Linked DNA regions of Homo sapiens: region 1 is linked to region 2. The links are chromatin loops, found by intact Hi-C in ENCODE. Cell type or tissue: lower leg skin. All regions are shown on one strand. Each heading gives the region's core, and the rest is flanking DNA. Links, peaks and the distances in the headings are about the cores only. Region 1 has its middle 48 kb from the start of ACKR1. Region 2 holds the start of FCRL6 (Fc receptor like 6).

Region 1 (16,628 bases), core at 3,649-11,648, 560 kb before region 2:
GATTTTCTTGTTATCGTTTACTAGTTTCATGACATTGAAGTTAGAAAAGACAGTTGATATGATTTTAATTCTCTTACATTTATACAGACTTGTTTCATGACCTACCATATGATATATCCTGGAGAATGTTTCAGGTGTGCTTGAAAACAATGTATTTTGTTGCTTTTGGATGAAAAGTTTTCTATATATCTTTTAGTACTGTTTGGTCTAAAGTGTAGTTCAAATCCTATGATTGTTTAATAATTTCCTGTCTGAATAATCTGTCTATTGTTGAAAATGAGTTATTGAAATATCCTACTATTATTGTATTGCAATTGCTCTCTCCCTTCAGATCCTTTAGTATTTCCTTTATGTATTTACATGCTCTAATATTTGGTGTATATGTCTGTACATGTATGTACAATTGTTATATCCCCTTGATTAATTGACATTTCAATCATTATATAATGACCTTTGTAATCTCTTTTTACAGTTTTTAACTTAAATACTATTTTGTCTGATATGAGTGTAGCTACGCCTTCTACCTTTTTGTTTTCCTTTACATAGAATATCTTTTTCTATCCCTTTACTTTCAGTCTGTGTGTATCCTTAAAGGTGAGACAAGTCTCTCGTAGACAGCATATATTTGGGTTTTAAAAAGTTACATTCCATCATTTTATGTCTTTTTATTGAATTATTTAATTTATTTACACTCAAGGTAACTGTTCGTAGGTAAGAACTTACTACTATCATTTTATAACTTGTTTGCTTATTGTTTGTATATACTTTCTTTCTTTCCCTGTTGCTGTCTTCCTTTTTGGTTTGATGGTTTTCTATAATAGTATGGTTTGAATCCTTTTTATTTGTGTTTTATACATCTAGTATAATAACTTTTTACTTTTTATTTACCATGAACTTTTTACTTTCTATTTACCATGAGGCTTTATTAGTATAAAACATCTTATACTAATAGCAGTCTATTTCATGCTGAAGAAAACAACTTTGACTGCATACAACAACTCTATGCTTTTACTTCTTTCCACTATATGTTTTTAATGTCAAAATTTATATTATTTTGTAATTTTTATTCCCTGACAACTAATTTCAGTTATAATTGTTTTAATAGATATATCTATTAAGCATCATACTGGAGGTAACATTTATTTACACATCACCATTTCAGTCCAAAGTATTCTGAAATATGACTCTGGCTTACTTAATCATTGAGTTTTGTGCTTTTATATGGTTTGTGTTACTAATTAGTGGCCTTTTGACACAGCTTAAAGAATTCCCTTTAGTAATTCCTGTCAGGCAGGTCTAGTGGTGGTGAATTTCTTATTTCTGAAGGATAGCTTAGCTGGGTAAAATATTCCTGTTTTTGTTTGTTTGTTTGTTTTTGTTTTGTTTTGTTTTCCCTTCAGCACTTTAAATATATCATCTCATTCTTTCCTGGCCTGCAGCGTTTCTACTGAGAAATCTGTGAAGTGTTGTATTGGGACTCCCTTGTATGTGTTTCCTATCTGTTGCTGCTTTTAGAATTTTTTCTTTGTCTTTTATTTTTGATAGTTTGATTATTATGTGTCTTGGTGAACCTTTTTATGGGTTTAATTTGTTAGTTTATTTGGGTGATGCCATGAATTTCTGATTATTTTTAATTCTTGTGCCCTTATGTTGGTGTCTGCACATTTGAAGAGACAACCACCTCTTCCAGATTTTACAAGAATTCTTTGACAGGGATAGACTTTTCCTTATTTAGTCTAACCTGTGATTTTGAATGGACCAGCTGGTAATAATCTTGTGCAGACAGAGCTTGTTTTTGAGTTCTCTAGGTAGCTGCTTGGATTTTGGGTGTGGCTGCTGGTTGGGCTAATCTGTCAGGAGAGACCACTGGCTGAGACATGCAATCAGACAGATCTGCTGGATGTACATTGCAATGATCTCAGATCAGCCTGGGCCACAAGGTGTATTCTCTGGCCAAGTGGTACTGTTGTTTGAGATCTGCAGCTGGATGGGGTTTCAGGCTTGGCTCTGAGGTTAGGCAGAGTAGCTGCTCAAATGGAGCATGCTTGAGTGTGGCAGAACTAGCCACTGCACTTTGCTGAAGTGTTCTGTTTGGTTGTCTCCATCCCTGGACAGGGTCTTGGGCAAGCTTTGAGGCTGTGCTAAATGCTGTATAAACTGGATCCCACTCTTTTCCAAATTGTGCTGGGACAAGCATCTCTCTCCCTGGGTTGAGGGCCTTGTGGTAGGGTCTGAGACTAAGCCTGGAGGCTCGCCATCTAGGGATTCAAGCTAGGTAGGACTTTCCATCACTTCTGGGAGTGACCAGCTCAGCTTTGTGGGTAGGTGATGCTGTTGGCTTGTATCTCTGATCAGGTACCACCACTGGAAGGTACACAGAGCTATCAGCAAGGTTTGTTCAGTGTTCATGCTGTTACCCGCTGTACTCCTTGTGAGGTGAGACCACAGCGGGCTTCCTGGGAAGCGTCTCAGAATTCTAGGGAAGCTGGATGTCCAACTCCAGTTCTCTTTTCCCACTGTTGAAACTGAGCCTTGGGGAATCCTCTCTGTGTGGTACTTTGCTGACTCATGGAATGGGCAGGGGTGATGGGGTGATGCAATCAGTGAGGCCATTTTACTTAACCCCTTTTGTGGTCTTTATTTAGTTCTGTTGTCCACACTGTTTTCTCAAGCTTATTCTCAAGTACTGGAGTTTTCACAAAGGCATCCTTGTCTGTGGATAATTGTTAGTTGAACTTTCTATGGGGGGTAGTGAAGCCTGTGACCTCTTATTCTGCTATCTTGCTGATGTCACCAGCTAAATCTTTATTAATTAATCAATGAATAAAATATATACAGAGTGAGACAAAGGGAAAAAATTAAGCAGAAAGTATGTAGTGAGGGGAGAAGCAAAGAGGGAAGAGTTGAGTTGCCCACATGGAAGACTTATAGAACTGCTATTAGTTTATCGCACCTACTTTGAAATGAGTACGTTTGTTGTTGTATTTTGAAGTAGTAATGAATAATGTGTCAGCCACTCGTGGGGTCCAAATGTTTGGCTGCTTTATCCTCTTCTTCCTTCTCACCTATTCTTAAAATAATAATCTATAAATTGAGGTGATCCAGACATACCTCTGTCCTGAAAACCTGATGAAGCCTCACTATCGTCCAAAAAAAAAAAAAATTGCAAAACTTGGACCACCCTAAGTATTTAATTTAATATTCCCCATTTGTCTAGTATACAGATATGATAGCACAACTAGGGATACGATGGTTGTATAAAATATTTTGCCTCCCATGAAAAGCTTATATTTAAAGAGACAGCCCATCTATCCAAAAACATTAGTCAACTATTACTAGATAGTATTTGGTTAAGTGAAAGTTGAGTGAAAAAAAAAACAACAAAAAATAGAATTTAGACCCAGACTGAAGTGAGCTCAGTGTGAGCTGAAGACTTCAAATAAAGCTTCAAAGAAGAAGTGATGTTAACAGAAACTCTGAAATTATTGTATTATTTGTATTGATTTGATATTTTTCCTTGGATTTTATTCTAAGAAAAAGCTAGCCTGTGCCAAATTGCAGAGTGCCTCACAAAGTCTGAATGTATGTACCTGCCAAATCTCATGTTGAATCATGATCCCCAGTGTTGGAGGTAGGGCCTGGAGGGAGGTGTTTGGATTGTGGGGGTGGATCCCTCATGAATGGCTTAGGCTATCCCCTTGGTGATAAGCGAGCTCTTGCTCTGAGTTCCCATGAGATCTGATCATTTAAAAGTGTGTGACATCTCCTCCCCCAGCTGACTCTCTCTCTTTTCCTCCTGCTTGTGCCATGTGGAGTGCCTGTTCCCACTTTACCTTCTGCCATAATTGTGCTTCCTGAGGCCTCCCCAGAAGCTGAGCAGATGCTAGCACCATGCTTCCTGTAAAGCCTATAGAACCAATTAAACCTCTTTTCTTTATAAATTACCCAGTCTCAGGTATTTCTTTATAGCAATGCAAGAAAAGCCTAATACAGCACCCTTTAAAAAGGTAGTAAAAAATCTGGTCTTCAAAAGTAGATTAGCTGGCTTTCAGTTCCAACATGCAAAAGCTTAGAAGTCATCAGTTCCATTCTATCAACAACAGCAACAACAAAGAAGATAAATAAACAAAATTAGCAGCTTTTCATGAATACCTCAGAAAACTGAGATTGCAGGGCAAATTGCCACCCCTAAATCTGGAAAAACAGGTGAATCCAGAGAACCACATGAAGACAGCTTACTGCTGGGGAAGCCCTGGAGCCATAAACTGGAACACTTAAACAACAATTTTGACAAATTTCAGAAGGCTAATGTGAGAATTATCCTGAGAATGAGAAACTCCTAGGTGCTGCAATCTTAGGGGCACCCACATACTTTTGTGAGTTTTATCTCCAGACACCACACAGTGTTCTTATGGTGAAGAGCGGTCAGAAAAAATTCATGGCTCAGGTAGAAGGAGGGAAAGAATAACTTGTAGAATACAACCTGACTGTTCTTCATAGCAAAGACTTACTCTCCAGGGGTAAAGATTTATCAGAGCCTTATCCCACCTAGGGGAAAATAATTTCTCTCACTCTAGCCCTCTCTAGCATTCCTATTTCACCTGAGTGAGGAGAGAGGACAAGACACCCTTGTGAAGGTCACATTCCAGGAACACAGGCCCACTAAAAGAGTGAGACTTAATAATAAGATTACAGAATGCTCCTCACTCCCACACCTTACTGTCAGATCAAAAGGACTCTGGTATAAGGGTGGGTCACAGTTAAAAGAGCTGCAAGATTTAAACTCTCTCTGAAGAGGAGTACTTAGGGAATCTCAAAGTTAACAGAGTAGAATAAACAAGGATACTAGAGGAATTTAGTCTCTGGCCTCTATCGATATAGCAAACATTAAATATAGCCCAAATCTTAGCCAGATTAACATAAAACTTCACATTAAATTCATGTTTACTTCAGTTTCTATTGCCCAATATATCATGTGCAGCTTTCAACAAATATTGCAAAATGTGCCAGAAGACAAGGAAAAATGCAGTTTGAAGAGACAAAGCAAGAATCAGAAAGAAAGTCAGATATAACATAGATTTTGGAATTATCAGATAACATAATTATCTGATAATTACCTAACATAATTAATATGTTAAGAGTTATAATGACAAAAGTAGACAACTTGCCAAACAGATGGGTAATATAAAAGCAGAGATTAAAACTCTAAGAACAATAATAGGCGATCCTAGAAATCAAAAACATTGTAACAGAGATTAAAAAAATGTCTTTGATGGTCTCATCAGTAGACTGGACATGAGTAAGAAAAGAATCAGTGAACCTAAAGATAGACCAACTTCTCATACTGAAGTACAAAGAGAAAAAAAATGAAGAAAACAAAAAACAAAACAGAACATTCAAGAACTGTGGAACGATTTCAAAAGGTATAACATATGTGTAATTGGGATATTTGAAGGAGAAGAAAGAGACAGAAATATTTGAAGTAATAATAGAGAGAATTTTTCAAAGTTAACGACAAACCTCAAACTACAGATTCAGTAAGCTCAGATAACTACAAGCTGAAGAAATACCAAAAAATATACGAGAGGTGTGCATATCATTCAGATTGCAGAAAACCAAAGACAAAGAAAAAAATCTTAGAAAAAGCCAGGAGGAAAAATCGTATCATCTGACCTATAAAAGAACATGATAAGAATTATAGCAGACTTCTTGTCAGAAACCATGCAAGCAAGAAAAGAGTGAAGACAAATATTTAAAACTTGGAAAGAAAAAAAGCCACCCAACTAGAATAATGCATTCATCAAAAATACACTTCAAAGATGAAAGATCTTTTTCAACAAAATCACAAAGAATTTATTGCCAAGAAATTGGCCCCAAAATAATTTTAAAAGCAGTTCTCTAGGCATAAGGGCAAATTATGTTTCAGGAACCGGGATCTACCTAAAAAGAGGAAGAACAGGAGGGTGGCCAAGATGGCTGACTAGAAGCAGTTAGTGTGCACGGCTTGCCCAGAGAGGAACAGAAGGGGAGAGTAAACACAACGCCTTCAACTGAAACACACAGGTACTTGCACTGGGAGTAATCAAGGAAACAACTTAACCCACGAAGAATGAAGAAAAGCAAGACAGGACAACGACCCACCAGGGAGCAGCACAGAGCCAGGGAAACTTCCCCACTCAGGGAAGTGGTGAATGTGCGACCCCAGGAAACCATGCTTCTCTCACGGATCTTTGCAACCTTCCTTGTGAGCCCATCCCAGCAGGGCCTTCAATCTGACAGACAGAGCTATATGGAGTTTAGGCAGAGCAGCCGCTGAGGCATGTGTGGAGACCCTGGTGCCTTAAATAGTCCGGCTTTCCGGCAAAAGTAGCTGCAGCTCCAGCAAAGTGAAAGATTAGACCCCCATACATACCCCTAGGAAAGAGGCTGAATCCAGAGGCTGAGCAGTGACAGCCTGCAGGCCCCACTTCCACAGCACCTCCCAAGATAAGACCCACTGGCTTGGAATTCCAGCCAGCCACTGGTAGCCGCATTGCACCTCTCTAAGAAGGAGCTGAGTTGTAGGGGAGGCTGCCATCTTCGCTGTTCCAGGGCCTTAGCCATTCTATCCTTCAGACTTTGAAGAGTCCAAGCCGACTGGGGGCAGAAGGGATCCCCAAGCACAGCACAACACAGCTGCTCTAACAAAACGTGGCCAGACTGCTGCTTTAAGTGCGTCTCCAATCCCATGCCTCTTCACTGGACAGGATCTCCCAACTGGGGTCTCCAGCCACTCCCACTCATGTTCGCCCCTCAACAGAGATTTTATTTTTTTATTTAATTTATTAATTTATTTATTTTTGAGACGGAGTCTTGCTCTATCGCCCAGGCTGGAGAGCAATGGCGTGATCTCGGCTCACTGCAACCTCCCCCTCCCGGGTTCAAGCCATTTACCTGCCTCAGCCTCCCAGGTAGCTGGGACTACAGGTATGTACCACCATGCCTGGCCAATTTTTTTTTGTATTTTTAGCGGAGATGGGGTTTCACCATGCTTGCCAGACTGGTCTCGAACTCCCGACTTCAAGTGATCTGCCTGCCTCGGACTCCCACAGTGCTGGGATTACAGACGTGAGCCACCGCACTCTGCCTCAACAGATATTTTATTCCCCCTGGGGTGGCGCTCCCAGAGGGAGGGACAGGCTGCCATCTTTGCTGTTTGGGCAACTTAGCCAATTCAGCCTTCAGGCTTTGGAGGTCTGAGCTGACCGGGGCAGAAGGGATCCTCCAGCATAGCGCAGCTGCTCTACCGAAACATGGCCAGACTGCTTTTTTAAGTGGGTCCCTAATCCCATTCCTCCTCACTGGGCAGGACCTCCCAACCAGGGCCTCCAGCCACCCCCACTGGTGTTGTCTGGCAGACAGAGATTTGTAATCTCCCTGGGACAGAGCTCCCAGAGGGACGGGTAGGCCACCATCTTTGCTGTTTGGACAACTTAGCCATTCCAGACTTCAGACTTTGGAGTTTTTAAGGTGACCAGGGGTTGAAGCAGATCCCCAGCACTGCACAGCTGCTCTACCAAAACATGGCCAGACAGTATTTTTAAGTGGGCCCCCAATCCAGTTCCTCCTCAGTGGGCAGGACCTCCCAACTGGGGTCTCCAGCCACCTCCTACAGGTGCCTTTGGGCCTGCAACCTCCCTGGGACAAAGCTCCCAGAGGGAGGGACAGGCTGCCATCTTTGCTGTTTTGTAGCCTTCACTGGTGATACTTCCAGGTAGTGGAAAATCCAAGTTGACTAGGGACTGGAATGGGCCCCAAGCATACCATGGCACCCCTGCAGAAAAGTGGCCAGACTGTTATGTGGATGCCCATTCCCATATGTCCTCACCAGGCAGGTCCACCACGCCCAGGCCTCCAGCCACCCCCCGCCAGAGCTATCGAGCCAATAACAACTTGGCAATGCTCTGGACAGAACCTCCAGGAGCAACTGAAAGCCTCTGCTACTACGTCTGCAATGGAACTGCCCTTGCCATCCTTAGACAAAGGAGCAAAGACCCTAAGTGCCTTATCCATATCTCCAACAAGCTGTGGTCAACCCAAGGAGAGAAGGCCAGTCCATCTCCCATAGGTTCCCCACACCCCTGACTGGTTGTTGTAAGTCAGGGAACCCCTGGCACACATTTCCCTCTATAACCCTCCACCTTGGGCTGATTGCACTGAGCTGTTGCTGACCTGCATCTCTCTGGGGTGGAGCCCCCAGGAGACAAGCAAATGACACTTTACAGATAGCAATGAAGAGCATTGAGATTCAGGAGATGGCAAAACCCAGTCTAAGGAAAATAAGAATCACAATAAAGCAATACAGGAGCTGAAGGATGAATAGCTGGTGTTAAAAAGAACATAACAGGTCTGACAGAGCTCCATAACACAATACAATGATTTCACAATGCAAACACACGTATTAACAGCAGAATAAACCAAGTAGAGGAAAGAACATCACTACTTGAAGACTAGTTCTCTGAAATAGACAGACAGTTCTTAAAAGTACAGTTCTTATAAGTAAGAACATGTAGCAGTTGGCTTTCTGTTAAGAAACCAAAATTTGGTTAAGAATCAAATACTGCATGTTCTTACTTATAAGTGATAGCTAAATGATGAGGACACATGAACACATAGAGGGGAACAAGGCACACTGGGGCCTACTGGAAGGCAGAGTGTGGGAGAAGGGAAAGGATGAGGAAAATCAGGAAAAATAAATAATGGGTACTAGGCTTAATACCTGGATGATGAAATAATCTGTCCAACAAAGCCCCATGACATACATTTAACTGTGTAACAAACCTGCACATCCTGCATATGTACCACTGAACTTAAAATAAAAGTTAAAAAAAAAAGAATAAAAAATAATGAACAAAAGCTCTGAGAAGTATGGGAGTATGTAAAGAGGACCATACTATGAATCATTGGCATCCCTGAAAGGGACGGGGAGAAAGCGAACAACTTGGAAAACATATTTCAGGATATCATTCATGAAGACTTCCCCAACCTTGCTAGAGAGGCCAACAGTCAAATTCAGGAAATACAGAGGACTTCTCCAAGATTCTACACAAGAAGATCATCCCCAAGACACGTAATGATCAGAAATAAAAGAATGTTAAAGGCAGCTAGAGAGAAAGGGCAGGTCACCTACAAAGGGAGCCCCATCAGGCTAACAGCAGACCTCTCACCTGAAACAAGCCAGAAGAGATTGGGAACTTTATATTCAATATTCTTATAGAAAAAAATATCTTTAACCAAGAATTTCATATTAAGCTTCCTAAGTGAAGGAGAAATAAGATGTTTTTCAGGTAAGCAAAATTGAGGGAATTCATTCTCACCAGATCTGCTTTACAAGAGATCTTGAAAGGAGCACAAAATATAGAAAGAAAAAACCACTACCAGCTAATACAAAATACACTTAAACACACAGTCTGGTGTTAACATAAAGCAACCACACAAACAAGCCAAAATAATAATCAGCTAACAGCACAATGACAGGATCAAATCCACACATATTAATACTAACCTTGAATGTAAACAGGCTAAATGTTCCACTTAAAAGGCAGAGTGAGGCTGGGTGTGGTAGCTCATGCCTGTAATTCCAGCATTTGGGAGGTTGAGGAAGGTGGATCACTTGAGGCCAGAAATTCAAGACCAGCCTTGCCAACATGGTGAAACCCCATCTCTACTAAAAGTAGAAAAAAATTAGCTGAGTGTGGAGGTGCATGCCTGAAATCCCAGCTACTAGGGAGATTGAGGCATGAGAATCACTTGAACCCAGGAGGCAGAGGTTGCAGTAAGCTGAGATCATGCCACTGCACTGCAGCCTGGGTGACAGAGTGAGACTCTGTCAAAAGAAAGAAAGAAAAGAAAAAGGCATAGAGTGACAAGCTGAATAAAAAAGCAAGACCTAATGCCAATGGTATGCTGTCTTCAGGAGATCCATCTCACACATAATGATACTTATAGGCTCAAAATAAAGGGATGGAGGAAAACTTACCAAGCAAAATGGAAAACAGGAAAAAAAAGCAGAGATTGCAATAATAATTTCAGACAAAACAAATTTTAAACCAAAAAACATAAAAGACGACAAAGAAGGGCATTACAAAATGGTTCAACTCAACAGGAGGACCTATCCTAAATATATGTGCACCCAACACAGGAGCACCCAGATTCATAAAGCAAGTTTTTAGAGACCTACAAGGAGACATAGATATCTCCTAATAATAGTGGAAGACCTCAACACTCCACTGACAGTATTAGACAGATCACTGAGGCAGAAAATTAACAAAGATATTCAAGACCTAAACTCATTAGTGGACCAGATGAATCTGATTGACCTTTACAGAACTCTCCACCCAAAACAAGAAATATATATTCTTCTCATCACCACATAACACATGCTCTAAAATCAGAGCAGAACTGAAGGAAATAGAGACACCAAAAACCCTTCAAAAAATTAAGTAAGCCACATTTTGTTTTGGTTTCTCAGTGCATATAAAAGTTATGTTTACATTATACTGTATTCTATTAGGTGTGCATTATGTCTAGGAAATGTGTATAGCTTAATTAAAATATGCATTATTACTAAAAATGCTAGCAATAATCTAAGCCTTCAGTGGATTGTTATCTTTTTGTTAGTGGAGTGCCTTGCTTCAGTGTTGATGGCTGCTGACTGATCAGAGTGGTGGTCCCTGAAGGCTGAGCTGGCTCTGGCAATTTCTTAAAATAAGACAACAATAAAGTTTGTCTCATTGATTGACTACCTTTCATGAAAGATTTCTCTGTAGCATATGATGCTGTTTGATAGCATTTTACCCACAGTAGAATTTCTTTCTAAATCGGAGTCCATCCTCTCAAATCCTGCCACTGCTTTATAACCCAAGTTTATGTACTATTCTAAATCATGTGTTGTCATTTCAACAATGTTCACAGCATCTTCACCAGGAGTAGTTTTCATCTCAAGAAACTACTTTCTTTGATCATGCATAAAAAGCAACTCTTCTTTCATTAAACTTTAGTCATGACACTGCAGCAATTCAGTCACATTTTTAGGCTTCACTTGTAATTCTTGCTGTCTTGCTTTGTCTACCACATCTTCAGTGACTTCCTCCACTGAAGTCTTGAACCTTTCAAAGTCATCTATGATGATTGCAATAAACTTCTTTCAAAATGCTATTAATGCTGGTATTTTGAGATCCTCCTCCTAATCACAAATGTTTTTAATGGCACTTAGAATGGTGAGTCCTTTCCAGAAAATTTTCGATTTACTTTGCCCAGATCTATCAGAGGAATCAGTAGCTATGGCAGCTATAACCTTACAAAATGTTTTTCTTAAATAATAGGACTTGAAAGTAAAAAAGTATTCCTTGATTCATTGGCTGCAGAATGAATATTGTGTTAGCAGGCATGAAAACAACATTAATCTCTTTGAAATGACTCCATCAGAGCTCTTGGGTAAACAGATTCATTGTCAAGGAGCAGTAATATTTTGAAAGGCATCTTATTTTTTTTTCCTGAGCAGTAGGTCTCAACAGTGGGCTTAAAATATTTAGTGAACCATGGTGTAAACAGATGCACTATTGGTCAGGCTTTGTTCCATTTATAGAGCACTGGCAGAGTAGATTTGGCATAATTCCCAAAAGGCTCTAGAATTTTCAGAATGGTAAATGAGCATTGGCTTCAGCTTAAAATCACCAGTTGCATTAGCTTCTAACAAGAGAGCTTGCCTGTTCTTGAAAGCATTGAAGTCGAGCATTAACATCTCATCTCTAGCTATGAAAGTCCTGTATTAAATTTTCTTCCCATGTAAGGTTGTTTGTCTACATTGAACATCTGTTGGTTAGTGTAGCCACCTTCAATTATTCAATTAGGTATTTTCTGGATCACTTGCTGCAGCTTCTACATCAGTACTTGCTGCTTTGTCTTGCACTTTTGTGTTATAGACACACATTGAAAAACAAACAAAAATAAAACCAGAGAGCTCCGCTGGCTTCAGACTTTCTACTGTAGCTTTCTCATCTCTCTTGGCCTTCACAGAATTAAAGTTAGGGTCTTGTCCGGGATTAGGTTTTGGCTTAAGGGAATGCTATGGCTGGTTTGATGTTCTATGTTGACCACTAAAAGTTTCTTCATATCAGCAATAAAGCTGCTTTGCTTTATTTTCATTTGTGTGTGCACTGGAGTAGCACTTTCAATTTCCTTCAAGAACTTTTTCTTTGCATTCACAACATTGCTAACTGTTTGTCACAAGAGACCTAGCTTTTGACCTGTCTTAGCTGTTGACATGCTTTCCTCACTAAGCTTAATTATTTCCAGCTTTTAAGTTAAAGTTAAAGAAGTGCTATTCTTGCTTTAACTTGAACTCTTAGAGGCCATTGTGGGGTTAATTGGCTAATTTCAATATTGTTGTGTCTCAGGAAATAAGTAGGCTGGGGGAGAAGGAGAGAGATGGGGGAAATACACACAACATTCATTGATTAAGTTTGCTGTCTTACCTGGATACAGTTCATGGTGCCCCAAAACAATTACAATAGTAACATCAAAAATCATTGATCACAGACCACCATAACAGATGTAACAATAATGAAAACATCTGAAATACTATGAGAATTACCAAAACATGAAACAGAGACATGAAGTGAGCACACACTGTTGGGAAAATGGTGCCAAAAACTTGCTTTATGAATTGCCACAAACCTTCAATTTGTAAAAAGCACAATATCTGCAAAGTGAATCACAATAAAATAAGGAATGCCTGTAATAAACAGAACCCTTTTCTAAAGGTAATAAACCCAAGATAACAATTTGATAAGCATACTATCTATATTTTATACTAGCACTTAACAACTAATTCTTGTCAATATAAAAAATGTAAAGGAACTCCCAGTAAAATAAAACAGTTACCTGATACAATGGAAGCCAATTCATCTTAACTGCAAAGCTGAATGAGAAAATGTGTGTTTAATCAGTAATTTCTATGAATTTTGATCTTACTGATAAGAAGCCTTTCATGACTCGGTTGCTACTCTACACCAACCTCATTTTGGATGATCTCTGATCCTTACTAAATACTTTCCCCTCCCATCCCTGAAGTTAATAAACTCATTTGAAACAAAAACTTTTAGTAGGAGTTTTGGATATTTGAGAGACATAGTTATCTTCAAAGTCTGGTATGCTTCTCTGTCAATGGAAGTTGGTGGCAACAGGTTTCTCTGCTTAGGACTTAATTGAGATGAAGAATCAGGAAGACCCTGAAGAATTAGCATTCTGTCTGGATAGGGGAAAAATCATATTCAAGGTAATCAAAGAATTTTTGGGGGGAAGAAAAAAAGGCAATACTTCGGAATGCCAAAAAAAGAGTGTATTATATATAGTCAGTAAGCCATGGCTATGATCAAAAACACTTACTGATGGCAGAAATAATAGACCACCTACTGAAAGCAAAATAAAACAAAAATGGATGTCCTGTAAGAAAGATAAATGGAAGGGCTCAGTCCTAAAAGGCTGGCCAGCATTTGAGAGATAGTGGTTTGAACATTTTGCGTGTAAAGAATTTAAAACATAAACTTCTCAGAGTCACTTTGTATTAATGGAAGAGCTGTCACTTGAACCAAAGTCTCCCAGCTTTTAGCATGGTACTCCTTCTACTGATAATTCTGCTTTTCCATGCTGTGGCTACTCTACATCTTTCCAAAGAGGAAGACCATTTCCTCTCCCCAATGCTCATTGATATCCCCTCTAGTACCCCAGGGAAGGTAATCTCAACATTTACTAAACTATATGCTGGTTGTTAAATGTATGCTTATTCTTTCACATACATAGTCATCACAGATGTCAGTTGAAATCAACCTGTCCTTTGACATACACATATAATTCCTTAAAATTGGTTCAAATCTACTAATCTATGTCTGATGGGAAGTAAAAAATCCTCTTATAATTTTCAAAAATTCACTAGAAGTTTTATTTATTTTTATTTTTATTTTTTAAATTATTATTATACTTTAAGTTTTAGGATACATGTGCACAATGTGCAGTTTAGTTACATACGTATACATGTGCCATGCTGGTGTGCTGCACCCATTAACTCATCATTTAGCATTAGGTATATCACCTAATGCTATCCCTCCCCCCTCCCCCCACCCCACAACAGTCCCCAGAGTGTGATGTTCCCCTTCCTGTGTCCATGTGTTCTCATTGTTCAATTCCCATCTATGAGTGAGAACATGTGGTGTTTGGTTTTTTGTCCTTACGATAGTTTACTGAGAATGATGATTTCCAATTTCATCCATGTGCCTACAAAGGACATGAACTCATCATTTTTCATGGCTGCATAGTATTCCATGGTGTATATGTGCCACATTTTCTTAATCCAGTCTATCATTGTTGGACATTTGGGTTGGTTCCAAGTCTTTGCTATTGTGAATAGTGCCACAATAAACATACGTGTGCATGTGTCTTTTGTGTGCTTCCTTCTAGTTCTGATTTCTTGATTTCACTTCACCTCCCTTCACCTTACTTCCTGCGGCTATTGTCTTTTTTTAATCCCACTCCAACACAGAAGAGGAACTCAGCCTATTTTCCTCATTTGCCACAAAGCAGCAGTCCAGCAGATACTTGTTTTTTTTTTGTTGTTGTTTTGTTTTGTTTTGTTTTTGAGATGGAGTCTCTGTCTCCCAGGCTGGAGTGCAGTGGCACGATCTTAGCTCACTGCAAGCTCCACCTCCCGGGTTCACGCCATTCTCCTGCCTCAGCCTCCCGAGTAGCTGGGACTACAGGCACCACCATGCCCGGCTAATTTTTTGTATTTTTAGTAGAGACAGGGTTTCACCGTGTTAGCCAGGATGGTCTCGATCTTCTGACCTCGTGATCCGCCCGCCTCGGCCTCCCAAAGTGCTGGGATTACAGGCATGAGCCACTGCGCCCGGCCAGATACTTGTTTTTAATAGCAGAATTTGTAGGAGGAAAGGATAAAGAAAGGTTACATTACAGCACCACACTGCAAACTGTTTCTATATTAATATCCGATAATTCTTAAAATTCTTTAACCATCACCACTCATTACAATCTCTCATTGTACCACATTTCTCCATAGGTTGTCATCTATGTCATGTTACTCAACCTCTTCCTGCAGCTCTTCCTCTCTTATTTTCTCTACTTCCAGAGGACCACCAAAATCCAGGTTAATTTTTATGCAGAGAAACTTAAAATATCTTTGCATATTTATTACTCTATAAACAAGGACCTGGGGTGTGCAGGAGGGAGAGGAAGGGGGAGCTCAACATTACAACACTGTGGCCTAAATAGGCATTTTGTTATGGAAAAGACAATTTGCTCCAAAGAGGAGGGACAAGTGGTTGAAGAAAGAAATTTATTTAAATGGCATTGTTTTTGTGATTTTTTTAAAAATATATCACATCATAAAATTCTGAGACAAGATCCTAAGATAAAATCCTAAAACCAGGATTTTTTTCTCATCAAGTAAAATAGGTAGACCAGAATTTGACTTCAGTTCTCTGTACAGGTACCTACAAAGGGTGGATTCAGATTTTGAATACATGAATATTTAGTTAGAATGAGAAAAGATGATTTTGTATAAGCGGTCTGTGCCAATGAGAGAGAAGTTTTATTAGCTTCTCATTACATCCACCTCTGAGCCTAACCAGAACCTTAAGTCTATAAGTTCATGTAAGGCTCAGCAGATGCGTACATTTAACTACAATAAAAATAAGTCATCTTCTCAACTGATCTAACCCAGGGCACCCAGGTGCCCTATTGTACTTACAGAAAGCTATTCTGTATACAACTTTGACACTGATTAATTTTTAAAAAGTAAATTAAAAATTGGCTCAGTTGGAATAGAACTTAACATTAGTACAACCCCCCTCCCCGTGCTGGCCTTGCTTTTAAAGGCCTTGTTTAGTGAACAATCTTCTTAATTAACTGATTTTCAACAAAGGTCCCAAAACAATGGAGAAAAGACAGTGCTTTCAATAAATGGGACAGGAAATACCGGAGATACATGAAAAGTAATGAAGTTCGACATCATATACAGAATTAGAATAGATGGAAGACCCAAGTGTAAGAGCTAAAACTATACAATTCTTAGAAAAAGATGAAGTAAATCTTCATAACATTGGATTAGGCAATGATTTCATAGACATGCGCTAAAAGTACAGGCAACAGAAAAGAAAACAGATAAATTGGAATTCATCAAGATTAAATACTTTTGTGCATCAAAGGACACTAACAAGAGAGTGGAAAGACAACCTACAGAAAGGGGGGAAATATTTGCATATCATACATCTCAATATCTGATAAGAGATTAATATCCAGAATATGTAAAGAACTCCTACAACTTTTTTAAAAAGCAAAAAAAATTCCAGCAGTTAATATGTGAGCAAATAACTCAAATATGTATTTCTTTAATGAAAATATACAAATAGCCAATACAAGCACATGACATGATGTGCAGCATCACCAGCCATCAGGCAAATACAAATCAAAACCACAATAAGATACCACTTCTTTGGCATTAGGATCATTATTATATTAATAGCAACAGAAACAATAGAAAATAGTAAGTGTTGGGGAGGAAGTGGAGAAATTAG
Region 2 (13,007 bases), core at 3,182-11,181:
GCCAAGATTACACTCCAGCCTGGGCAACAGAGCAAGACTCCTTCTCAATAAAAAAAAGAAAAAAGAAAGAAAAGAAACAAGAAAATGAAAATGCTTCCTAGTATTTTGCCTGACTCTGTGTTTCACCGTGAACTCCCATGTTCTGTCCACAGAGGAGATGAGAATGTGTGACCTCTTTTTCTGTTGAGGGAACATTGAATAATTTCCAGTTTTTATCTATTACAAATGATGCTGCTATGAGCACTCTTGTATATGTTTTTTCAGGCTTATATGTATACATTTCTGTTTGACATTTACCCAGGAGTGAAAATGCTGAGCCATCAGGGATCCCTGTGTTTAGTTTTGGTAGATTCTGCCAAGCCATTTTCTAGTGACTGTACCAATTTATATTCCCACTAGTGGTGTACAAGAGTTCTAGTTTCTTCACATCCTCACCAATACTCAGTAGAGGATTGCATGGGGAGGGTCACGGGCTCCCCCAGACCCAGCTCAGTCTCAGCTGGTATCACTCCCTTATTCTTATGGAAGGTGTAGTGGTATCTTATTATGGTTTAAATTTGCATTTCCACGGTGATTTATGATGTCTAGCTCCTTTTGCTATGTTGATTTGACACGTGGATATCTGCTTCTGTGAAGTACCTATCCAATTATTTTTGCCCATTTTTCTAGTATGTTGTCTGTCCTTTTCTTACTGACTTGCAGAAATTCTTATATTTCTTCTGTGGGCCCTTTGTCAGCTACATGTATTTAAACTATCTCATCACACCACAGCTTGCCTGTTCCTTCTCTTAATGGTGTCTTTTAAGGAATAGTTCTCAAAATCATACTGACAGTCTTAAAAGCCTCAGATGCCGAAGCTCCATCTGTGTTCTACTCCAGACTCATCGATGTCTGATTCCCTCCTGAACTGAGGATCCTGTGAAGCATCCTCAGGGCTCCACTTCTCCATCGCATTGCAGCATCCACACACATTTACCTCTGGAGACAGGAGCTCCTTGGAAGCTGGGAGGTCACTCGGTGGTCAAGGGGTAGATGATCTTAGTTTTACAGTGCTGCGCTGTCTCCCAGGCTGAATGACGCTGAAGCCAAGCAAATTCGGGCAGTCTCTGGACCTTTCTAATGGAGGTGTCCCATAACCATGTTCCATCCTAGTTCCCTGGCATAGGCTTGTTGAAGCTGCAGAAAATGTCAGGGATTTATTAGTGATTTACCGACTCCTTCATACTTAGTGTTCAGGAAAATTTATTCATGTAATACTTCTTCAACCAAAGAGGAAATATCAATTAGAGCTTTGTAAGTTTCTTTTCCACTTCCTATTTTGGCTATCAAGCTATAGCACCACCCAGCTCAGGCCACCCACCCACCTTCGGTCCTGAGGCCTGGTTGCTCTCTGCCGGCTTCGCCCTGACCTGTTTCTGACCTGTGTTCCCTCCGCTGTGCCAGAACAGGCCCCATGCTGCTCTGGACGGCTGTGCTGCTCTTTGGTAAGTCAACGAGCATGGGCATCCCCTCTTGGAGCACTAAGGACCGTAAGTCATCCCTGAGACACCAAGTTCCTCATCTTACCTTTCCCAATTCCAGTGGGTTTGTGGCTGGAGCTCAAGACAGGTGTGTGCACCTGGGCATGCTTGGGAGAGATGGGCACTGGGGTAGGAGAAACTCCTCAGTGTTTCCTACCCCGTAGTCCTGGGTCCTTGGCAGCGCAGCCCTTTGATATGTCAGAGATAAATTAGGGAGGCAGAAAATCACATTACAAAGTCCCCTAACTTCCCAATGACATTTCTACCTTGTGACATCAGGTTAAAATACTAATCAGAGCTGTCTCAAAAGGAAATGGAGGTTGCAGGAGGGAAGGAGGCTGCTGGGGGCAACAGGGAAGGAGTCAGGGAAATGAGGGGAAACAGTCCCAGGCATTTTGCTCAGCAATGGGAGGTGGAATTTTACAGGGTGACATATTTTTATGGAGCCTCAGCATTTTCTTAGAACCAGGTAACAATGGCCAGACCTCTCACCTGGTTGAAAGGCCTGTGCTCTGAGTAACCAAAGCCCTTTTCAAATTGACTGTCTCTCTTCCGCCTACATCTTCTCTCTGTTGGGAGCTGTTTCAGATCCATGGGGCTGGTTTGAAGAATCAACTCCATTGTCTGATCCATGTCTCTCTCTCTCTTCTCTCCATTTCTTCTCATGCAGGCTACTTGTAACTAAGAGAGCTGGTCTAAGGGTAGAGGATTGCACGCAGAGGGTCACTGGGCTCCCCCAGACCCAGCTCAGTCTCAGCCAGTGTCACCCCCCTTATACCTAAAAGAAATAATTTGGCATATATTTTGTTTCACTTTACAGTTTCCAAGTGGACCTACTTTTTGTTTAATTCTTGGTCCCAATAGCTTGCTTGCTATTTGTATTCCTTGAACTAGAAAAGCAAAACTGTTCCTAAATATAACCTCTTCCTGGACAGAGTTTGTGAGAATTTGACCCTGTGAGGAAAATGCCCCTTCCACTCAATGTTCCTTCTCCAGCATAGCATGCTACTCGTGTGTTCTATGAATGGCCATTTGGACAAATGAAAAGGTCTAATGCTCACACTGAGGCGGGGACAGGATAGCCTAATGCCTGGATATACTCCAGGCAGAAGACTCCCAGGGGCAAATGGCACTACCGGCACTACCTTGTAAAAGGAACAGCCCTTGGACTTGTCTAGATACAGTCTGAGAGTGTTCCAGCTTGGAACCCAGGACGAGGATGACAGACAGCAAATGAGGAGAGGAAGGGAATCAGTGACCGGCTGACTGGTGCACAGTGTAATGGAGAATCCAGCACCAGCAAATTTGGTCCCACTTGATGCTCAGGGACCCTGGAAAAACAGCCTAAAACACAGACACTGGGGCTGGGTGTGTAGCAACATTTATCTTACCATAAGTGTAGAGCTGCTATTTCCTCTCTCAAGAGCAGGGTGTGGTCATAATAAATTGGTGGCTATTACTATTATTGGCTGTCAGGGCTCCGGGAGGAAAGGAATCCTGACATTGAGCATGTGGGGACCTGGCTGAATGTGAAATATGTATTTAAAGTTTGGGAAATTAGGCTTAATTTTCTTCTGAGCTGAACATTAGCCAACTTCCCTCCTACCACTGGAGGCTGCTCCCCGCATTCTCACACAGCGTCCATAGGAGGTGTCATGGGGTCCCATACAGCCCTCCCAGCAATGTGACTGCTGCAGCTTGGCACTGCAGCCTGTTCCACAGTGCTAGAGCTCAGTGGTGAGAGAGTTCTTCATGTTGAGCCGAAATCTGCCTCCATGATCCCTCTAGTTTCCATTTCTGTCCTATAAAGTAACTCAGAATAAGTCTCCCCCTTCTTTTAAGCTTAGCCCACCAAGTATTTTGTGTCTTTCCTCTGTTGCATCTTTCCCAGATAAATATCTCCCGATCCCTCAGAAACTTTAAGAGGAAATTATCCTGCTCCTAGAGTTGGCAGGGGCTCCTGCCTTCATTTTTCGGAATTCTATTACGCAACTTGGTTTGACCATAGCTCTTGGCCACTTCATGATACTGTCACCTCATCTTCAGCCTATAGCTAATGGAGGTCCCTGGGCCCTCATTGCAGGAACTGCTGTAAGCAGGTGTCACCCCCTGTGTATGTTCCCAGTTGGCTGCTGTTTTGATTGCAGAAACCAATTTTGTAATCCCACCTCCAAGATCTTGCAGTACCATGGGGAGCAAGTCATTGAGATTTGGGGACAGGAGCTCATTTTAAGTGCATCTATGCTTCCTGAGTGCCTTCTGTCTTGTTTTTGGCTTCAGTAGTCTCAACCCTGTTTGTTTAGCACTTTGTAGCTGCACAATTGTTTTCCAGTGAGGTGGGGAAGGGAAGGAAGACATAACTACAGAGTAAGGTCTCTGTCACTCTGAGGTCAGGCCTTCTTTCTGCTTTCAGTTAATGTAGTAACCACTTTCCCAGGCAGTGGGTCAACATAACCTTCACAACTACACTGTAAGAAAAAAATGACTATTATCATTTCTATTATGTGATATGACAGAATGAGATATTGAAGGCTCTTGGAACTTAGACAACTTGTTCAAGGTCGTACAGAAAGAGGCAAATTCATGACTCAAGTCCAGGTCATCTGATTCCAAATCCTGCATGCTTTCCACTACACCGAGCTCATAGATGGGGGTTAGGGGTGGAGATGGAGGGATGATAAAGAAGAGACTCATTGTTCTGCACACTCTTGAGAGCATATGACTGAGCTGACCCTGAGCTGAATAGAGAATTGAGCTGAAAGATTCCACCTGTGTCCAAAGTAGTGTAGAAAGCAAAGATGATACCATGTGACAGAGCCAAACATCTGCTCTTAGAGGGTTTTCACCCACCCTTCCCAAGGCCATTCTTGCATTTTTTTTTTGGTGTTATGTAAAATACCTAGGACATGCCAGCAATGCAGGACACAAGTAAATGTATGAGGATTGGCTGGACTGACTGCACTCAGCCCTACATTCATTCATTGTTTCACACCTTGCCCCAAAGTCCAGAAGATTCTTCACTGCTTCATATCCAGCTATGACCTTCAATTTCAGGTCTTCCATTGTTTGGGCTATTCAAACCTATCTAACCATATCTGTCATCATTTTGTGAGTTGGCCCCTCTTCCCAGGTCACCTGTTCTCACACATTCACTCATTTAAAAACATGAATGTAGCACATCCAAGATGCAAGCATGATGTGGGATGCATCCAGTTTGTTTGTAGTTCTCTCATTCATCCATGCTGCCTGATAATGTCTCACATCCTTTAATGATTACTCTTTCAGGGGACTTATCCTCCTCAGTCTGGTCACTTCCATACCCTTTTTGCCAGAGCTCTGTGGAGAGATGGGACCACAAGAATCAGGTCCTGCCCTTGCTATATGGGTTCTCCTGTAGATGTTGGAGGTAGGACCCTCAGGCACATTCGTACAAGAGTCTAGTCCTATGTTTTCTACTTTTTGCTTCCCACCTCGTACAATGGGATGCAAAGGAAAACATTCATGCATTTATTCAGCAGATGCTTACTGAACACAGACTATGTTCCAGGCACAGGTCTTGGGCATAGAAAATATAGCAATGAGTAAAATAAGCAGAGTCCCTGCTACTATGGAGCTTATATTCTAGCCAGAGAGAGAGGTGATAACATGTAGGCAATTTAATGAATAAGATAAATTCAAATAGTGATAAGTGTTTTGAAGATAATACAATGGGGCATTGTTTTAGTGATTGGGGAAAATTCTTTTGATTGGAGTCCCAGGGAAGACCTGTTTGAGAAGGCAACATTTGAACTGTGATAGGGCAAAGAGTTCTAGGGAGTACGTCCAGCACAAACGTTGAGTAGTCAAGTGGCCGGGTGGTTGGGTGGTTGGGTGGTTGGATGGTTGGATGGTTGGGTGGTTGGATGGCTGATGGCTGGGTTGTTTGGTGGTTGAGTGGTTATGTGGTTGGATGGTTGGATGGCTGTGTGGATGGGTGGCTAGGAGGTTTGGTGGCCGGGTGGTTGGTTGAATGGGTGTAAGTCCCCATTGCTGAAGTGACAGGCCTCCTTGTCAGAAAGCTCTTTTTGCTACTTAACCTAATTGTGTTACTTTGTTCTCTTGCAGTTCCCTGTGTTGGGAAAACTGGTAAGTTGTGTCCATGTCTCTTCTAATTCAAAGTATGTCTATGGGCCAAAACTTACTGGATGGGAACAGGACAGTGCCATGGGGTCCCCCAGAAACATCTGCAGAGCAGCACCAGACTAGGCCCCTTCCTCAGGAGTCTTGGCCAGTTCCTAGGAAAAGGAGGAACTTGGAACTCCACTAGTCTAAGGCCAAGGGTAGTCCTAGGGTGACACAAGCCTCAGCAGTGGGACTCTAGGCCTCTATCTTATACCCTTAAAAGTGTCTGTGGCCTCTGTCTTCTCTTCAAGTGGTTCTGGAGCTCTTATATTCTCAACTCAACAAGACTGGGACTCCCTTCCTTCCTTTTATGTTCAGAGAAGCAGCAGGCACCTTTTTCTGCTGATCAGTCTTCCTTCCTTCCTCAGATCCCCTTCCCTCCAGCCCATTCTGTGACACTGACCTCCATGGAGCTTTCTGTCAAACAGGAAAAAATTCTGATCTATGAAATCTTGACCTCCAAGGACATATTCTGTGATTCCAGGGGGAGATAATTCAAACCAATACTTAGTGCTGTTAGAAAAAGCAGTAGTGGAAGCAAGACCTGCTGTTCGGTAATGCGGTGAGCATCGTTACTTCCAGGGTGAGGAGAGTGGGTCCTAAGGATCCAGAAGATCCAGGCAAGAGCAGGATGTGCTGGGGCTCCCTAACTGTTACTCCTCATTAGTCTCAGGCCATCAGGCCTGCTCAGAAGGCTGTCTGGGAATGGGGGTGTCTGGCTTATCAAAGAGATGATACAGGCTGGGGACAGATACAGGCTGGGGACAGATACAGACTGGGGACAGGCTCAGCCTGCCCTGCAGGTGATGGTGGATCCCTGGGAGCTCTTCTCCTGCTCACATCAGTGCACAGAATACATTTTAGGAATAGAGACAGAGAGAACAGATCCCTTCCATAAGAGTGGTGGAAGATGAAACGCCCTGCTGAGGGTAGAGATGGAGGCTGGGCCTAAGGAAGCCCAATGAGGAAGACAGGAGGGAGAGAACTCAGGCTGTGGCACCTCCAACATGCCCCACCAGCTGCTTTCTGGTGGACACAGATGCTGCTATTATCAGAAGTGAAGGCTGCAGAAAGTGTCACATTAGGTAGCCACAGGAGGAGAAGCCAATCTAGGCTGGAGGGAATTGAGTCAGGAGGAATGAGGCAAGACAATGAACAGAATGAATGCAATTAAGCCAAGCTTGGCAAGGCAGACAGGAAAGTGCAATATAAAAGAAGACAAGGAGGGTGGGTGGGAGGAAAGCCAGAGAGAAGACACAGGGAGAGGAAAGAAGGGGAGGGGAAGGGAAAGGAATAAAGAGAAAGAGGGAAGAGGAAGGAGAGAAGAAGGAAAGGAAGGAGGAGTAAAGGAAGTCCAGGTCCTGCCCTTCTCTGGTCGGCATGAAGGACTGGAGACAGTGACACCATACCAGTGCCATCCAAGGGCCTCCATCCCCAGCAGGAGGCCTTAGGCTGGGGGACAGAGGGAGAGAAGTGACTGATGGGACCTGTAGCTCCAGGGCTGCCCTGTTCCTCTGTCTCGCAGTCTGGCTGTACCTCCAAGCCTGGCCAAACCCTGTGTTTGAAGGAGATGCCCTGACTCTGCGATGTCAGGGATGGAAGAATACACCACTGTCTCAGGTGAAGTTCTACAGAGATGGAAAATTCCTTCATTTCTCTAAGGAAAACCAGACTCTGTCCATGGGAGCAGCAACAGTGCAGAGCCGTGGCCAGTACAGCTGCTCTGGGCAGGTGATGTATATTCCACAGACATTCACACAAACTTCAGAGACTGCCATGGTTCAAGTCCAAGGTGAGTCACCAGCTTGGGAGTTTGTGGGGCAGGAGGTGCTGCTCAAGGGTCCCGTTTCTAGAGGTCAGTAGCTCTCTGGGCTGGACCCCTGTCTCTGGCTGCCCCTCATGCTGGGCCAATGTGTGGGGCCCCGAGGTTTCCCAAGATGTTGTCTCAATACCCCCCTCTCCCCACCATGGGGGACACATGTAGCCAGGGGAAGGAGGGGGGAGATTCTTGGGAAGGGGGCACTGGGAAGACCCTGGACCAGTCCAGGCTCACCCTTCCCCTCTATGGACTAGAGGACTTCGAAGGCCCCCTCTGCCTCTGACTTCCAAGATTCCAGAAGGGCCTGGCTATGTGGGAGTCATTTCAGAGTTTGTGGGTGAGGGTAAGAGGACGGGTCCTAGGGATGAAACTGCCTCCCATCGGGGTCCCCGGGCTGCAGCCTGAGATGAGTAGAAGCTCAGGCCTCAGCCTCCTGGGGCTTCATCATCCAGGACTCCCCTCCTGAGTCCTGGGCCTGCATCTCCCCAGAGCTGTTTCCACCTCCTGTGCTGAGTGCCATCCCCTCTCCTGAGCCCCGAGAGGGTAGCCTGGTGACCCTGAGATGTCAGACAAAGCTGCACCCCCTGAGGTCAGCCTTGAGGCTCCTTTTCTCCTTCCACAAGGACGGCCACACCTTGCAGGACAGGGGCCCTCACCCAGAACTCTGCATCCCGGGAGCCAAGGAGGGAGACTCTGGGCTTTACTGGTGTGAGGTGGCCCCTGAGGGTGGCCAGGTCCAGAAGCAGAGCCCCCAGCTGGAGGTCAGAGTGCAGGGTAAGTGCGCGAGAGAGTGGAGATGCCCCCAGGGCCCTGGGCGTCAGGCAGTGGGATCCCCTGGGACTAAAGGAGTTGGGGGAAGGGTCCCCAGGAGAGGAGGGAGCCAGGGTCCTGGGTGGTCAGGCTGAGCCTCCCACCCCATGTGTGTCCCAGCTCCTGTATCCCGTCCTGTGCTCACTCTGCACCACGGGCCTGCTGACCCTGCTGTGGGGGACATGGTGCAGCTCCTCTGTGAGGCACAGAGGGGCTCCCCTCCGATCCTGTATTCCTTCTACCTTGATGAGAAGATTGTGGGGAACCACTCAGCTCCCTGTGGTGGAACCACCTCCCTCCTCTTCCCAGTGAAGTCAGAACAGGATGCTGGGAACTACTCCTGCGAGGCTGAGAACAGTGTCTCCAGAGAGAGGAGTGAGCCCAAGAAGCTGTCTCTGAAGGGTGTGTTTTGTTCTCCAACAGAGCTTTGAGCCCCAGCAAGCTGGCAGGGGTCAGATCTCACCCTCTGTGTACCTCCCATCACGACTGGCACAGTGCTGGACTCATGGCAGCCACTGCATGACTGAGCATGGACCCTAATTAGTCCATCTGTCCACTGAGCCTGGCAGAGAAATATTGAAGTCCATGGAGAGTGGGGAGCCTCACGGGGGGAGCAGTCACGTGGTCACTCGTGGTGTCACCATCATCCTTGCTGCCATCCCCTGAGCCATCCTTCATGCCCATCTATGAGGCTCCCCCAGGCCAGACGGTTCCCCTAATATCAGTCATTCTGCCTGTTCTGTGCCAGGCTAGAATGCATTTCCGAATTTTATCTTCAGTGCTCATGGCCACCTTCTTCTCCCTGCTCCCAGGTTCTCAAGTCTTGTTCACTCCCGCCAGCAACTGGCTGGTTCCTTGGCTTCCTGCGAGCCTGCTTGGCCTGATGGTTATTGCTGCTGCACTTCTGGTTTATGTGAGATCCTGGAGAAAAGCTGGTCAGTAACTCCTCTTGGCTTTCTTAGCTGCTGAATCCCTGTGCCAGGCCCTGCCCAGACTTTGGAAAGCCAGAGTCTGACAGGACCAGCCACTCTCTTCTCCTGGGTGTGGAGTGGCAGGGGGGACTTCTCTTCCTGTGTCACACAAAGGGGCACATGGAAGGACAGTTAATGCTTCCAAAACATATACACACATGCACTTGCTCACATGCTCACAGTCATCCAGAGATGCACACAAACACACAACCGCACACTCAGGCATGATTAGAACATAAACCAAGGAATTATTACAAGCCAAACGTGAGGTATGTCAGTATCCTTTACATTTGGAAGACAATCTGTGGCTAGGAATATGAGCAAAAAAAAAAAGGCCTCCACCTCTCTCTCTCATTGAGCTCAGCAGAGCTCTGATCTGCTTAGCAGAGGAGAAAGAAGACAGAACTACAGTGTGTATGCATAGGCTCACTCACACACACTCATCTTGTACAGTACTTTACTGTAGCAGAGTGTGCAAAGGATATTAACTATCAGAAAGGAAATATGATAGACAAGACTGAGCAATGGCCTGTTCCCAACACTACCATTAGTTCCATAGCCTTGAGCCAGTTCACTGTAAGACTCACTAAATCAGCTTCCTTTCCAGGGATGCTGTAAGGGTTTAAGTTAATGAGATAACATTTATCTAATACCTCATGTATTAGACTGGCACATAGTGGGTGCTCAGTAAATTCTCATTCTAATCTGAGAAGATCACCCCAGCAGGTTCCCAGGCTGCCCTTTCTCCTCTGTGCATTCTCTAATGCTTCTAATCAAAATCACTGAAAATAAAAAGGTTGGTTAAAATTCTGATGTAGAGGAAAACAATCAGATAAACGACATTTCAAGTTATCTATTTATTTTGATATTCCAGACTTTCTTCTTCCTGTCACAGTCGTGATAATTAAGAATGAATGTTGGCTCTCAAAGCAATTAGTTTGGGGGGCCACGCATTTATTCCAACTCTAACCTTTGCTCGCCTCAGGCCACACACATATAAGGAATGGCTACCAGTGCCAAAGCTATGATTCCTAGTGCTTCAAATCCACCTACAGAGGTTCAAATCAACCCCACTTCCTCCTCTGCAGGGGCAATGTTATTTTCTGCTTGTCTAGGACAAAAGTGATTGTTCTCATAGACCTCCAAAGCTAGATGTACTTATTTAAGTTTGCAGCTCCCTCTGTTGAGAAATTTGGGATGAGTTTTCTAGGAGCTGGACCAGCCTGATAATTAAGGAAGACCACCCAGTCATATGTTCAAAGCATTCCTTCCTGCATCCACCAGGGTACCTGAAAAGGTCTCTTCCCACCCCTAGTCCCAACACTCTGCCTCACCAGGTGCCTAGTTAAGGCTTGGACCAGACTTCAACTTCCTCTCCCCTTTTGAATATGTAGTCTTTGTCCATACAACTTCCCATCCCCACCCTTCTCACTAGTCTTGAGTCTGGATTCAATACAGGCTAGACTTGCTTTAAGGTATTCTTTCATAGTGGGGGAAAAGGAGAGGATGCCCAGAGCTATTGGGGAGGCAGCCGGAGTAGGGAACCACAAACCAAAGATCTGTGAGTTATGCTGTCATTGTGTCTAATAAATCCTCCTCCAAAGGGCCCAGCCTGGCCTCGGTAATACAGGTGTTTCTGTTTCTGTCCACTCACCTCTGAGTCAAAGCATTAAATGCAGAGCAATGGCAGAGTAATGTAGCACAACTGCCTCCCTCCCCAGCCCCAGACGAGATGGTGAAAGAGTGGTCACTAGTGAAAGATCCTCAAGAACAAGATACCTTTCACAGGGAACAAAAGAGCATCCTCTTGATGTAGAGATTATAAACCATCACCACCACACCCACTGCCAACCTTGGAGCAGGTGGGCTTCATTTTACTAAGGAACCTGTCTCTCATGCAAACAGGACTGCTGGTGGTGATCTTAATATCTCAGAATCTCAGGCGCACAAAATATTCTTTAGAATATTGCTCAGAAAGTCACTTTCAGGACCAATTCCTTAGCTACGCAGGAAAAACAGCCAGATCAATAGCCTTGTTCTCCACACCCAGCTCTGGGAGACTCACAACCATTTCCAAATAGCATAGCTGTTCTTCAGCAAACAGAAATATGCCACCGCCAAAGACAGTCTACAGATGTCATGTCCAAAGTCAATTTTTAGAACATTTGACCAATGATGGTGTTACTGGAACAAGGATATGGTCATGCAAGGGGTCCACTTCAAAGTAGCACTCACCTGCATGTACAGGTTCTGCTGTGCTTGTTTAAAAGTGTTCCTTTTACTACCAGTTGTCACACATCCCGTAAAACAAAGTTCTGTCAAACTCATGGAACTCTTCATTGAATGGAGACTTAGAAACTGAGGCTCATTTCTCAGCCCTGACGAATGAGCGTTGGAGAATGCTTAATCACTGGGGATCTGTCTAAGTCTCCATAAATCCCCTCTTGATTTTACAGAAGGAGCCATTTCCACATATCCTACCCAGTGATTCTGATGCTTTCTAGCTCTTAGAGTAATGAGTATTTCTTGGGCACCAGGCATGAACCAAGTGTTCTAAAATCTACATGTGACTCAATTCCTATCCCAAGAGTTACCTTTAAAGTTCTGGAAGCACCTGCTGTTCCAGAGGCAGCATGCTAGTAGAGAAAAGGCATGCAAACCTGGATTAAGATTCTGTCTCCACTACTTACTGTGACCTTATAGAAGTCGCCTCTCCCAGCTCCAGTCACCTCATCTATGAAATGGAGATAAAAGTATCAACCTTTGCAAGATGGTTGTGAAAACCATTAGACGCCAAAGAATTAGGAAGAGAGGTGTTTTTGAAATCCAACTATGTGCTGGTCACTGGTTAGGTGCTTTACTAGGAAGATTATATTTTATTTGGATTGCCTGGCCCAGTGTCTGGCATATAGTGTATGGTCAAAGTTATTAGCTTTTTTCCTTCTGAAAAGCAGCTTGACTGGTAAGCCTAGGCCCTCTTCATGCAAAAATGTGATCCATTCTTGCTGACCTTACTTCCTCCTAGTTTGTGATTCCCATGGAGCCATCTAGGGTATTTTTCAAAGGAAACATCCCATAAAAATCAACCATGTCCAGACCTGTGAACTAGCCCTCCTAACCAAACCAGCCTCAAACCTCCAGCGGCCTCCTTGTCATTCTTGCTCACAGCTTTCCTGTCCCCTGTCCCACCTGCCCTCTAAGGGACACCCAGTGAATCATGCCCTTGTATCTCCTAGGGCCCCTTCCATCCCAGATACCACCCACAGCTCCAGGTGGAGAGCAGTGCCCACTATATGCCAACGGTAAGGACTTCCAGCAGGATGGTGGTGTGCCCATGTGGGCCAAAAAGAGCTTCTTAAGGGAAGTAAGAAGGGAGCTCTCCAGAGCCCTGTATCTCAGGAATTGGAGTGATCTGGGGAAGGAAAACAAACAGCTTCTAGAAAGGGCATGAAGAGGGAGTGCTGTGGAGCTGGTGGTGGGAGAAGGGGGTGGGAAGGGAGCCAGGGCTGCAGGAGACGGGGCAGGGAAGGTTTGGACCAAGGGTTGGCAAACTTGTGGCCCATGGGCCAAACCCAGCACACTGCCTGTTTTTGTAGATAAAGTTTTACTGTAACACACACATGCTCATTGGTTTATTTTGTTTGAGAGCTTTCATATTACAGAGTTAACATTTGTGACAGAGATTATACAGCTCACAAAGCCAAAAATATGTACACCTTTTTTACA

What was found. A loop is a pair of places that touch in the nucleus more often than their neighbours do. Peaks named below come from ENCODE experiments on the same cell type or tissue, not always from the same donor. Only the 100,000 strongest peaks of a DNase experiment are listed, where the experiment ranks them.
Region 1: it touches region 2 in a loop (6-fold over the local background); 2 of 110 quality-filtered maps call a loop at or near these places.

The regions. Positions count from the first base shown.
Region 1 is chr1:159,244,888-159,261,515 of GRCh38, forward strand. No RefSeq gene overlaps it. Among named protein-coding and RNA genes, the nearest start is that of ACKR1, 48 kb to the left of the region's middle. In lower leg skin, for the core only: no CTCF peak of the experiment used is centred there; no DNase peak of the experiment used is centred there.
Region 2 is chr1:159,800,972-159,813,978 of GRCh38, forward strand. FCRL6 (Fc receptor like 6) reads left to right here and starts at 1,389. Exons shown (of 10, transcript NM_001004310.3): 1 at 1,389-1,484; 2 at 5,625-5,645; 3 at 7,207-7,473; 4 at 7,990-8,274; 5 at 8,431-8,712; 6 at 9,123-9,245; 7 at 12,518-12,583. The coding sequence starts at 1,454. LOC105371464 (a long non-coding RNA gene) reads right to left here and starts at 6,059. Exons shown (of 3, transcript XR_922195.2): 1 at 1,567-6,059; 2 at 977-1,176. In lower leg skin, for the core only: no CTCF peak of the experiment used is centred there; no DNase peak of the experiment used is centred there.